Linked DNA regions of Homo sapiens: region 2 is linked to region 1. The links are chromatin loops, found by intact Hi-C in ENCODE. Cell type or tissue: heart right ventricle. All regions are shown on one strand. Links, peaks and the distances in the headings refer to the core of each region. The heading gives the core; the rest is flanking DNA.

The links. Hi-C counts contacts between places; a loop is a spot of excess contacts. Peaks named below come from ENCODE experiments on the same cell type or tissue, not always from the same donor. Only the 100,000 strongest peaks of a DNase experiment are listed, where the experiment ranks them.
Region 2: a loop joins it to region 1, with 11 times the contacts of the local background. A loop is called at or near these places in 68 of 110 quality-filtered maps.

What each region holds. Positions count from the first base shown.
Region 1 is chr6:30,215,938-30,222,971 of GRCh38, reverse strand. No RefSeq gene overlaps it. Among named protein-coding and RNA genes, the nearest start is that of TRIM26, 6.0 kb to the right of the region's middle. In heart right ventricle, for the core only: CTCF peaks have their summits at 3,428 and 3,631 (motif pointing left); a DNase peak (open chromatin) is centred at 3,564.
Region 2 is chr6:30,394,185-30,401,218 of GRCh38, reverse strand. No RefSeq gene overlaps it. Among named protein-coding and RNA genes, the nearest start is that of RPP21, 53 kb to the right of the region's middle. RefSeq lists a silencer at 5,172-5,368. In heart right ventricle, for the core only: CTCF peaks have their summits at 3,951 and 4,157 (motif pointing right); a DNase peak (open chromatin) is centred at 4,168; H3K27me3 peaks cover 1,326 bases.

The DNA of each region.
Region 1 (7,034 bases), core at 2,299-4,798:
GAATAGTAAAATGGAGAAGAAAAAAACATGGGACTTTCAAATTTGGAATACCACACAGCAGTGAAAATGAACAAGCCAAAGCTATATGCATCAAGATGGTGAATCTCAGAAATAAAGACAAGTCACAGAAGAACACATACATTACAATTCCACGTATACAAAGTTTAAAAATAGGCAAAACTAGACAATATCCTGTTTAGGGATACATACATGTATCAAGGAAGTATAAAGAAAAGCTAGGCCTTGGCCTCTCCCTCTCCCTCTCCCCCTTTCCCTTGGATCTCCCTCTGTTGCAGAGGCTGGACTGTACTGCCATGATCTCAGCTTGCTGCAACCTCCCTGCCTTGGGCTCCCGTGATTCTCCTGCCTTGACCTGCCGAGTGCCTGGGATTGCAGGCATGCGCTGCAATGCCTGACTGGTTTTTGTATTTTTGGTGGAGACGGAGTTTCGCCGTGTTGACCGGGCTGGTCTCCAGCTCTTGACCTCGAGTGATCTGCCCGCCTTGGCCTCCCGAGGTGCTGGGATTGCAGACGGAGTCTCGCTCACTCAGTGCTCAATGTTGCCCAGGCTGGAGTGCAGTGGCATGATCTCAGCTCGCTACAACCTCCACCTCCCAGCCGCCTGCCTTGGCCTCCGAAAGTGCTAAGATTACAGCCTCTGCCTGGCTGCCACCCCATCTAGGAAGTGGGGAGCTCCTCTGCCCGGCCGCCCCGTCTGGGATGTGAGGAGCGCCTCTGCCCGGCCGCCACTCCGTCTGGGAACTGAGGAGCGCCTCTGCCCAGCCGCCCCATCTGAGAAGTGAGGAGCGCCTCTGCCTGGCAGCTGCCCCGTCTGGGAAGTGAGGAGCATCTCTGCCTGGCCGCCCATCGTCTGGGATGTGAGGAGCACCTCTGCCCACCCGCCCCGTCTGGGAAGTGAGGAGCGCCTCTGCCCGGCTGCCCCGTCTGGGAGGTGTACCCAACAGCTCCGAAGAGACAGCGACCATCGAGAATGGGCCATGATGACAATGGCAGTTTTGTGGAAAAGAAAAGGGGGAAATGTGGGGAAAAGAAAGAGAGATCAGATTGTTACTATGTCTGTGTAGAAAGAAGTAGACACAGGAGACTCCATTTTGTTCTGTACTGAGAAAAATTCTTCTGCCTTGGGATGCTGTTAATCTATAACCTTACCCCCGGCCCTGCGCTCTCTGAAACATGTGCTGTGTCCACTCAGGGTTAAATGGATTAAGGTCGGTGCAAGATGTGCTGTTAAACAGATGCTTGAAGGCAGCATGCTCGTTAAGAGTCATCACCACTCCCTAATCTCAAGTACCCAGGGACACAAACACTGTGGAAGGCTGCAGGGACCTCTGCCTAGGAAAGCCAGAGACCTTTGTTCACGTGTTTATCTGCTGACCTTCTCTCCACTATTATCCTATGACCCTGCCACATCCCCCTTTCCGAGAAACACCCAAGAATGATCAATAAACACTAAAAAATAAAAAATAAATAAATAAATAAATAAATAAAAAGAAAAGCTAGGATGGCCGGTGTGGTGGCTTGTCTTTAATCCTAGAACTATGGGAGGTTGAGGCAGTAGGATTGCTTGAGGCCAGGAGTTTGAGACAAGCCTGGGCGACATAGCTAGACACCATCTCTACAAAAATAATAATAAGAAGAAAAGTTCACTGGGACCGGGCGCGGTGGCTCACACCTGTAATACCAGCACTTTGGGAGGCTGAGGTAAGTGGATCACCTGAGGTCAGGAGTTCAAGACTAGCCTGGCCAACATGGTGAAACCCCGTCTCAACTAAAAATACAAAAATATTAGCTGGGCGTGGTGGCGGGCACCTGTAATCCCAGCTACCTTGGGAGGCTGAGGCAGGAGAATTGTTTGAACCTGGAAGACGGAGGCTACAGTGAGCAGAGATCACGCCATTGCACTCCAGCCTGGGTGACAAGAGCGGAATTCTGTCTCAAAAAAAAAAAAAAAAAAAAGAAAAAAGGAAAGAAAAAGAAGTGAAACCAAACGAAAAGAAAAGCTCACTAGGTGTGGTGGTATGAGCCTGTAGCTGAGGTGGGAAGATCCCTTGGGCTCGGGAGTTCACATGCTGCAGTGAGCTATAATTGTGCCACTGCACTCCAGCCTGGATGACTGACTGAAACCTAATCTCTTAAAAATAAAAATAAAAGCTGGGTGCGGTGGCTCACGCCTGTAATCCCAGCACTTTGGGAGGCTGATGGGGCGGATCACGAAGTCAGGAGATTGAGACCATCCTGGCTAACACGGTGAAACCCTGTCTCTACTAAAAATACAAAAAAATTTGCTGGGAGTGGTGGCACGTGCCTGTAGTCCCAGCTACTCAGGAGGCTGAGGCAGGAGAATCGCTTGAACCCAGGAGGCGGAGGTTGCAGTGAGCCGAGATTGCGCCACTGCACTCCAGCCTGGGTGACAGAGCGAGATTCTGTCTCAAAAAATAAAAATAAAAATAAAAGCTAGGGAATGATTATCACAAAAAAATGCAGCTCTAGCAAAGAGAGAGGGAGAGTGATCTATTGGTTAGGAGCACGTAATAAAAGATATTGGAAATATTCGATTGCTTAGAGTGACCGATGATTACATAACATCCTTTATTATCTCATCAATACTTTAAAATGTGTATATGGATTATATGTACACTTTTGAATATATATTTCACAGTTTTTGATTAAAGAAGGAGAGAAAAGGAAACAGAGGGCAGGTACAGACAATATTTTCTAATTTTGCTGTAAATGTGGAGCAGGAAAATAGGAGAGTACCTGAAGCAAAAACCTTTTAAAAACTTATGTTACTGGCCAGGCGCAGTGGCTCACGCCTGTAATCCCAGCACTTTGGGAGGCCGGGGTGGGGCGGGGAGGGGGGTGGTGGATCACCTGAGGACAGGAGTTCAAGACCAGCCTGGCCAACATGGTGAAACCCCGTCTCTACTAAAAATACAAAATTAGCCGGGAGTGGTGGTGGGGGGCGCCTGCAATCCCAGCTACTGGGGAGGCTGAAGCAGGAGAATCACTTGAAACCCAGAGGCGGAGGTTGCAGTGAGCTGAGATCGTGCCATTGCTTTCCAGCCTGGGTAACAAGAGCAAAACTCTACAAAACAAAAACAAAAACAAAAAAACTTATGGTATCAAGGAGTTTGTCTTGTTTTGGTTTTTAAAGCGATATATTATAACATGTTTGTATGCTCATGAGAATAATTCAGTGAAACGGTAAAAAAAATTTGCTGAAGCAGGAGAGTAGATATTTATAGATGGTTAGTCCATTTTTGAGAAAACAAGAGAGGATGGGATCTAGCCTTCTCAGGGAGAGTAGAGACATCAAGGTGGTTCTGCTATGGCAGAACTTGCTGGAAACCCACTCTCTAGGGTGCAGGCAAAAGCTGTTCATACCAGAGACACTCCAGTATAAAACCCCTTCAGGAGGGGTGCCTAAGGAAGCTGCTCACTGCTGGGTGTTGCTGACTGTGACTGAAGTAACTGGACACTAGGTAAGTTTTGGGTGCTGCAGGAGCAGGTGCTGCTAAACCATGCACTCACTGCAGGAACCTGGCAAACAGCACACCAGAACCAGGAAGCAAAATCGTTTTTCCCTGCAATGACTCTCCAGTGCCCTCTACTGACAAAGCTTCAGGGCCAGATGGCAAAGAAAACATAATTAAAAGATTCAGGATCATTTTTGGAGCTGAGAGGCAGTAAATCCATAACTCACAAACTGGGGAATGGAGGGATCAGGCTGACAATACCTGAATCTTCCATCAAATCTACCATCACTAATAGTGGGATGAGATCATATACCTCTAAATGTGATACCATAGGTACACAGCACTGCTTTTGAAGTATTCTCCTTAAAAAATTGAACCCAGCCGGGAGTGGTGGCTTACGCCTGCAATCCCAGCACTTTGGGAGGCCGAAACAGGCGAGTCACCTGAGGTCAGGAGTTTGAGACCAGCCTGGTCCAACATTGTGAAACCCCGTTTCTACTAAAAATACAAAAATTAGCCTGGCATAGCGGCGGGCACCTGTAATCTTAGCTACTCAGGAGACTGAGGCAGGAGAATCACTTGAACCCAGGAGGCAGAGGTTGCAGTGACCCGAGATTGCACCACTGCACTCCAGCCTGGATGACAGCGAGACTCCATCTCAAAAACAAACAAACAAAAACCCCAAATCTGATAAAGCCTTTTAAGTAAATAAAAATAAAAGCTAAGGAATGATTATCACAGAAATGCAGAGTGATGCTTACCTCTATAGCAGAGAGAGACGGACTAGTAGTATCTGGGTTAGGGACATATGGTGAAAGATATTGAAAATGTTTGATTGCTTAGAATGAGAGATGACTACATAGCATCCTTTATTATCTTATGAATCTTATCTAAGATACACAGGAAATAGAGGAACAAGTTAATTGATACCATGAGGAAGCAATCAACCAAATCCAGTACTGGGAACATTCTATGGGATAAATGAACTGGCTTCTCCAGCAAATTAATGGAATGAAAATAAGGGAAGGGTAGATTGTTATAATAAGATTAAGAGACATAATAATAAAATGCAATGTATTGCCAAAATATAATTTTTAAAAGTCAATGACAGTATCCTATACAAAGAAAAAGTGAGCATGTATCAAAGATGTACTAACAAGAGACTAGTAAAAAAAGAACTAGTTCAAAGAGAATTTGGAAGATTGAATATACATACACTGGACATACATCTTCTATACCTCCACTGAACAAAATTCATTGACATTGCTATTGACCAAGAATCATTTCCATTGATATCACTTTTCTACAAGTTAATGTCTACCCCTAAGGAGTACTCTAAATACCCTAAAATACTAAATCAAAGTTAAACTACCCTAGAGAATTAGATAATTTTTACGTAGGCCTATTAGAAAATGCTACAGTGTCGGCCGGGCGCGTTGTATCAAGCCTGTAATCCCAGCACTTTGGGAGGCCAAGGCAGGAGGATTGCTTGGGTCCAGAAGTTTGAGACCAGCCTGGGCAACATGGCCAGACCTTGTCTGTACAAAAAATACAAAAATTAGCCGGGCATGGTGGCACACATCTGTCCCAGCTACTCAGGAGGCTGAGGTGGGAGAATTGCATTAGCTCAGGAGGTCGAGGCTGTAGTGAGCCATGATTGCACCATTGCACTCTAGCCTGGGTGACAGAGTGAGACCCTGTTTCAAAAAAAAAAAAAAAATTTTTTTTAAGTTGAATTTGTCATTATATATTATACAATATATTTTCACTAACTTTTGAGCTAATAGACATTTAAAAGTCACCAAATTTGGAATACAAAGTATTTTAAATGACATCCCAAGTCATATAAGAGATTGGTTCAGCCTACGCTTTCTGTTCAAAACCCAGTAGTTAATGCTATTAGCATTCAAAATGCCTTTTTTTCCTTTTAAAAAGGACAGTTAAACCTGTTATTTTTTATCCTGCAGCCAGTTCTTAGCACAAAAGCAGGCAGATTTTAGTAGCACAAAATTATTTATTAGCTTATGCCTCTACCAGAAAACAGAAATGTTGGCTTAAAATTGTTTCATTGATGTAACTTTTACCTTTTCCTTTACAGATATTCATTTATTCATTCTGGCCCTAATACCAAGGTATCCTTCACACAAAAGATTCAAACAGATTCTTTGCATCTTTACCAATGGGAGTTTCATGTTTTCAAGTTTTTGTTTGTTTGTTTGTTTGTTTTTTGTTTGGAGGCCTCTTTCCAAGCACTCTAGTATTCTTAAAATCCTGAGATTCTGAATGGTATGATTTAGCTCAATATGTTTATACTAAACTTAGGGGAAAAAAACTAATATATTTTCCTTACCCATCACAAGGTTTATGCTGAGACTTCAATAACAAAAAACAGACTAACAAGAGAAAAGCATGCACATTTATTTTATCCAAGTTTTACATGACATGGGAACTTTCAGAAACGAAAACCCAAAGAAATGGGGACATTTGTGTAGTTGTATAGACAGTCAGGCAGATGTATGATTGCAAGGACAAAAGTGTATGAGCTAACGGTGATAAACTGAGAAGTTGGAAAGGCCTGTCTATTCAGTTTCTTCTTGGCATACCTGTGTGGCAGTCCCTCCCTCAGGGCATAGGAGAGGATGCCTGTTATATAAGGGGCCTCAGATGAAGGAGGGAGAAGGAGGGAGCAGGTCAGAGAGTGACCTTCCTAGATTTTGTGGCCTGCTTCAGGGAAGAAGGGGCGAGGGGAACTCTAGTTTCTATGGCCTGCTTCAGGGCAGAAAGGAGCAAGAGGTCAGAGAAACCTTCCTGTTTCTGCTATTTTCTCAATTTCCAAGGTGCCATATTTTGGGGTGGCATTTCCTGTACCCTGTCATATACAAACTCATTTTTAGACAGCGGCCTTTAGTTCCTCCTGAGGTTAAACCAGAGCTGCTCAAGGAATATACCTACTAAATCTTCTTGCTCCATTTAAGATATTTATTTCAAATGCAAATAATTATACCATACCCTTTGGCCTAGTCAGCACTGATTCACTATTTCAAAGCTTTACATTTAAGCCTCATAATAACCGTACGAAGCAGATCTAGCTACTTCCATGTTACAGAAGAAGAACCTGTGGCACACAGAGGTTGAGCAGCTGCCCCAAAGCCTCACAGAATGTGGCAGACTGGAGAATTCAACGCAGAACTCTTACCCAGCCCCATATGCTGCCTTGGCCTCCATCTGGTATGACCACAGAAATGGAGAGCTGGAGGAAGGAATTTCAACTCTGCTTCAGAACCTTAAATGAAGCAGGAAGCTGTAGAGGGGCACAAAGCTACAAAGCTGCTCCAAAGCTGTCTCCTCCAACACAAAGCAGAAATTGTGTTCCCAGCATCCATTTCTGTTACCCTTACTTGGACTTGAGAAGCTGTATCAATCAAGATGTAGTGTGGTGGGAGAGGGACTCAGTGCATGACTGATACCCAGCCAAGCAGGGCCAGGCAGCTTTAGAAATGCCCACACTGGGGAATTGAACAATGAGAACACATGGAC
Region 2 (7,034 bases), core at 2,771-5,270, 180 kb before region 1:
TTCTCTCTTTGTATGATTGATCTTTCTGGGGATTATGAAATAGTTTGCCCATGATTTCCTCTATTATCCTTAACATATTAATCATAAATATATTGAAGAATGTCCTTGCTCGCTGGCTTCAGTATCCAGATCATCTGAGTCGGCTTCTGTTGATTATTTTATCTCCACTTGTTGCATTTTTTCTGCTGCTTGGCATGCCACATATTCTGGGTGATGTGTTACAGAGGTTCTGGATTTTGCTATCTTCCTGCTAAGACTGCTAACTGCTTGACGGTTCATTAATTATCATAAAAATCAGACCCACTTTGATTCTGCTTAGGCTTGATTTTAGCCTTTGTTAACATGAGTCTAGTTCAGTGCGGTCCTTACTCCAAGGCAAGGGTCCTCACTCATAGTGCTTCACCACCCTGTTGGCTCAACCCAGGTTTGGCTGGGCTAAAATTCCAACATCTCCTCATACTCTGAAGCCTTTGGCATTTCTACTTAGCATGCAATCTCCAAGCAACTGTTCTCTGGTGGGCTTCTTAGAGTATCACCTAAAGCATATGCAGCTTAGGAGTGCAGATTTTGGGGGTTTCTTCTCTGTAGTGACATTGTAGGTGACACTGTACATCATAGTACAATGCATTAATGATATGTTTGTGGTGATGCTGGTGTAAACAAACCTACTGCACTGTCAATCCTATAAAAGTCTAGCACATACAGTTATGTACAATACATAATCCTTGATAATGATAATAAATGACTATGTTACTGGTTTACATATTTACTATACTTTTTATTGTTATTTTAGAGTGTGCTCCTTCTAATTATTAAAAAAACTTGAAACAGCCTCGGCCAGGTCCTTTAGGAGGTATTCCAGAAGAAGGCATTGTTATCATAGGAGATGGCAGCTCCATGCATGTTATTACACCTGAAAATCTTCCAGTGGGACAAGATGTAAAGGCTAAAGATAGTGATATTGTTGATCCTAACCCTGTGTCAGCCTAGGCTAATTTATGTCTTTTTTTTTTAACAGAAAAGATTTAAAAGTAAAAAAAAAATTAAATAGAAATAAGTTTCTAGAATGAAAATATAAGGAACAATATTTTTGTACAGCTTTGTAACATGTTGGTCTTTTAAGCTAAGTGCTATTACAAAAGCTGAAAAGTTTTAAAAATTAAAGTTTATAAAGTTAAAAAAGTTACATTAAGCTAAGGTTAATTTATTATTAAAGAAAGAAAATTATTTTTAAAATCAATTTAGTGTAACCTAAGTGTACAGCATTTATAAAATCTACAGTAGTGCACAGTAATGGCCTAGGCCTTCAGTTCACTCACCACTCACTTGCTGACTCACCCAGAGCAACTTCCAGTCCTGTAAGCTCCATTCATGATGAGTAACCTATATAGGTGTGCCATTGTAAAAATCTTTTTACCATATTTTTACTGTACTTTTTCTGTTTACATATGTTTAGATCCACAAATACCTACCATTGTGTTACAATTGCCTACAGTACTCAGTATAGTAATGTGCTATCCAAGTTTGTAGCCTAGGAGCAATAGGCTTTATGATATAGCGTAGGTGTGCAGTAGGCTATATCATCTAGCTTTGTGTATGGACACTTTATGATGTTCACGTAAGACCAAATCACCTAAGGACACATTTCTCAGAACCTATCTTATCATTAAGAAAGAATGACTATATATGTAATGTAAGTCCTTTGAAGTTTAAGCATTTTCACTTTCATATATTTGTCTCATTTAAGAAATATTTTCCATTCCAGCAGGTACAGCTAAAAAAAAAGAAAAAAGAAAAAAAGAAAAATTTTCTTGCTCAAATGTTTTAAGGTTATCCTCCTAATAACATTGGTAGTAGTTTTATTTTTTCATATTTGTCTTTACCGCTTATATAATTTTTTGTTTATCTCAAGGTGTAGAGATATAATTTAATCATAGGGTGTTTAGTAAAATATCAATGCTGGGAAAGGGCTTAGGAGATAACGATGAATCAAAACACAGCACAAAGGCCAGGTACTGTGGCTCACTCCTGTAATCCCAGCACTTTGGGAGGCCAAGGAGGGTGAACCACTTGAGCCCAGAGGTTCTAGACCAGCCTGGGAAACATACTGAGACCTCGTCTCTACAAACACATGTCAATCAATGCAGCATAATAGAGAATCTGGAAATAAATCCATATATTTACAGCCAACTGATTCTTGACAAAGGTGCCAAGAACATACATTTGGGGAAAGGACACCCTCTTCAATAAATGGTGCTGGGGAAATTGGATATCCACATGCAGAAGAATGGAATTAGATCCCTATATCTCACCCTATATAAATATCAACTCAAGATGGATTAAATACTTAGACGTAAGACCCAAAACTATAAAACAACTGGAAGCAAACATATGAGAAACATTCTAGGACATTGGTCTGGGTAACGATTTTATGGCTAAGACTTCAGAAGCACAGACAACCCAAACAAAATAGACAAATGGGACTATAATAAACTAAAACGCTTCTGCGCAGCAAAGAAAACCATCAAAAGAGTAGACAGACAACCTGTTGAATGGGAGAAAATATTTTCAAACAATTTATCTGACAAGGGACTAATATCCAGAATATGTAAGGAACTCAAGAGCTAAAAAAACCAAAAAATTCTATTAAAAAGTGGACAAACGACATGAATAGACATTTCTCAAAAGAAGACATACAAATGGCCAGCAGGTACATGAAAAATGCTCAACATCACTTATCATCAGGGAAATGCAAATCAAAACCACAATGAGATATCATCTTACCCCCAGATAGAATGGGTACAACTAAAAAGACAAAAAAAAACAAACAAACAAATAGATGTTTGTGAGGATGTGGAGAAAAGGGCACTCTTACACACAGTGTGTAAAACTAGTACAGCAACTGTAAAAAACAGTATACAGAGTTTTCAAAACACTGAAAATAGAATCACTGTATTATCAAGCAATTTTGGGGTGGGGCTGCAGGGTCCTGGAGTTCAGGTTGGCAGAGAGCAGGGCCTGGAGGTGCTTGGGAGGCCGGAGGAGAAGGAAAGAGGCAGATGCCTGGGTCCCAGGGTATCGAAGTGGGGAGGGTCTGGGGCAAGAGGTAAATGGGCGAATTCTTGAGATCCATTGAGAATCCATGGTCAGCCCTTGAGATCCAAAGAAAGGGGTCAGAAGCTTGGGCCAGGCTCACCGCTGAGCTCTTTGTAACCCCTTTGTAACCCATGACCACCTTCAGACTCCCAGCTAAGTGAGTCTTTGACCCTCCAAGAACAACATCTCCTTGGCTGCCAGCAGAGGGACCTGCTCTCTGCCCATGACCCCAGGGCCCCTGGGCCTGGCATGGCAGCTCCTGCTGTCAAAGGCAAAGAAGAGGCAGCCGTCCAGCTAGCCCAGTGCTATGACTGCAGGCTTCCTGGGGGTGGACTCTGATAGGGCCTTAAGATCCTAGCTCAGAAAGCGGGACCCTGAAATTCCCAGGGCTGGGCCCCTTAGCACCTGTATAGCAGCTCTCTTCTCCTCAGAACCCTAGAAACTCTCTCCCACTCTACACACACCTGCACGCACACACATCAACACAAACACACACATTCCTAACAGGATGTTTTCCATTTTTCTCTCCTCCCTGGCTCCTTTCACTCTCTTTCTCCCCCCTTGCCCCCTTCTCTTATGGTCCATTTCTTCTCTCTTCTGCTCTCTGGAGGTTCCCTTCTTCCTGGACCGAGGCACTAGGAGCTGCTGTCCCTGGACCCCAGGGTTGGAGGCTAACAGGCTGATTCCTGGGATGAGCAGCCTCTAGCAGCAGGAACAAAGGAGGGGACGGGAGGCCAAGGCCCCATCTGGAGGCTGAGGGACTGGGTCCTGTGGCAGCAAGGATTTGGGGGTGTGTCATCCCCACATCTGATCCCACTGTTTTGCCCTGGAGGCCTCTCTCTGCTCTGAGGCAAAAGTCCAGTCACTCAGTGGTGAGAGGAAATGTCATTGTCAACATGGATTTTGGGAAGCTGAATGGACTCAGAGCCTGACTTGAGACCCGGAGGCTCCTTGAGTGCAGAGCCCTGTCCAGGTGCTGGGAGCAGAGGGAGAGCCTCGGAGGTCCTGGTTGGTGAGAAAGGGGAGCGGGGTCCGGTCCTCTGTCCTCGTCCCTGTGGCCACACGGGGGCGCCGCCGCGCTGCTCTCGCATTCTGATTGAGCGCTCTCAGGCACTGGGTGAGGGCTGAGTGGGGCAGAAGGGGCGGAGCCTGAGGTCATCCACGCGGGAATGCAGGTTCCTCCTAAGCAGCCCTGGAATCCACAGACTCAGGCTAGATTTGCTTGTCTTGCAACGTGAGGCAATTGTGGAGCAGCAAGATCTGGCTCTAGAATTCTCACCGCGAATGCGGTTCTTATAGAATCCAACCTGAATGAGAGGCCAGGGCCTGAGCTGACTGCCCTGGGCACACCTGGCTTTGATGGGGTTGCCAAAATATAACTGGCACTTACAGAAATTTCAATGATTGTCGAAAAGTCCATATAATTATATACAATTTCATTTCTGATGTCTCTGGCTGTGCCTTTGAAAGGGCATAAAGAGCCATGGAAAGAGGCTGAAAGGCTCCTCTGGGAATTTTCAAATCCCTTTTCATAGCAGCAACTTGGTCTAGCCCAGTGCTATGACTGCAGGCTTCCTGGGGCTGGACTCTGATAGGGTCTTAAGGTCCTAACTAAGAAAATGGGACCCTGGAACTCTCAGGGCTGGGCCCTGAAGAAACACAGGGAGAAGGATCTGGAGGCGCAACCCTCCCTTCTGATCAGCACGGGCAGGGCTGTCTGAGCGCGTTTCCCCTCTGTGTTCAGCAGGATCGACTTTGCAGTGAGGCGCAGCCCCTGTCTCCCTGGGGGCCTCAGGTCCACACATCCTTCCACTGCCGCATGTCAGAAGCATCTGTTTCCTTTATTTTGTTTTCCACAGACTTCTTTCTTTTTTCTGTCCTTGACCACTAATACAACACAGGCAAGATCCTATAAGACCAGGTAAAAGATGTTACTGATAATAGTGAAGGCATGGTTGTGAAGGGACAATGGCAGATACAGACAGAGCCAGAGACAAAACAGAAAGGCAGAACAGAGATAGAAACACACACAGAAAATGAACATCCATCCGTCCATCCAACCATCCATCCATCCATGCATTCATCCATGCATGCATCTGTCTGCTCTCTACCTTTCTATCTCCTTACAAGGGAGGTACATCAACACTTTTACATTCATTTCCCAACAAAAATCACAAGATTTTCCTTGTCGGCTCACACCTGCCCTCCTTCATCCAGCCAACTGATGTGTTTGCTGAGGTCTTGCCACATGCCACACTGGGTGCTGAGCTTTGGGGTCTGAACAGTAACAGACCTCTGTGATGCACTCACACGGGGCCCTTTACTGTCCTGTCCTTGGCTATGAGACATCCTCATGTCCCTGAAGCTCTTCTTTCTGCTTCTTGGATAAAGTCCCTGACCACCTCCCTACTGGCACCCAGGAGACTCTGACATCCTGGAACACCAGTATCTTTCATCAAACACTGACTTACAGCATTTATCCTGTGTCTGTCACTCACTACATACCCTTTTGATGATTTTCTCATTTAGAGATTGTTAAAAAAGGATGTGATTGTAACCTCAGACAAGTGTAATAGAATAGTAAAATAAGGAACTCTGTGAAAAGGGCTTTTTCTGCTTTCTCCCAGAACATCTCATTTGCATCTGTGTTTGGCTGGATGAAAAGTGGCTTCCATATCCCCTGACATAATGCAACAAGCAGAAACACTTGCTCAGTAAACAAGTACTTCGGAAAATGCAGGGTCTTGAACACTGCCCTCAGGGCTCCACACATCAGAAGGACATATATATCTTTCCTTCAACCCCAGAGATGCCCAGGGGCTGCATGTTGGCTCCTCACTGGTCTTACTCATGTCCTACTGGAAGAGGACGGTGCTTCTCTGGAAATGTCAGAGTGGTGTGGGACAGCCAGTTCCTCTGTGTGCCCTGCAGGAAAACAGACAATTCAGCTTTTCAATCCCACTCAGTATCTGAAAATAAACTGGGTTTTCAATGTATTCCCCTCCAGAGAGTAAATTGCGGAGGAAACATGTTCAAACGCACACTTAATTATTTTCCGAGTCAAGAATGTAAGTATGAGGCCCTTTAAGACGAGTTAAGAGAAGTTCCTGACCTCAAATTTCATGTGGAAGTTATAAGATGGAGCTGGAAGCATCTGTCCTTACCTCTGGGTATAAAGTTGGGACCCCGCGGGAGGCAGTCAGCCACAGTTAGGGCACCAAGCAAACCCTCAGGAAGGACTCGGTCCACGCAGGAGCCTCCCTAAGCAGCTTCTCCCTGAAGAAAACCTGAAGTCTTAGAAATCCAAGAAGAACAAAGATATTCATGTCTCTGATAAGGAAAATGAAATGCCAGCAATCCAGCACTGAGAAGGGAAGCTACGAGACCACATTTTCTGCACGTGGAGAAGACATGTTTAATGGAGAGGTGGGAACTTGTCTCAAAAGTGTTGCGCTGCCGTGAGAACGTGTGGTCATCACTGCCACCACCCGCTGCTCGCTCAGTGGCCTCTGCCCATTGTAACTAATGGGCCAATGAATAGAAACACTTTTCACCTTCCTCTCCTGCAATAAGGCTATTAAAATAAATCATCTCCTCTGGTTGATTTTTCACTTAGGGAAAAAATAACTGGGGTAATGCATGCCCGTAGACCAGGTTTTAAAGAAGTTCTCAGAAAACCCTGAGACAGTCTCCAGAAGGCTCATCCAGCAGAAACGAGGCCTTGCACTTCTGCCATCCCGTGTGTCACCATGATGGAGTTTGCCCAGCTAGGGATGGCAAGAGGCCAAGTCATCACAGGTGATCTGCAGGCCTGGTGAGGAAGGACAATGACAGACGGGAAGGAGGAAATGCACACACACGACCAGACCTCCTGCCATTCCTTTGTCCATTGGTCTTGCTCTGTCTTTCACTCTCTGAAATTTTGTTGTCATGAGTCT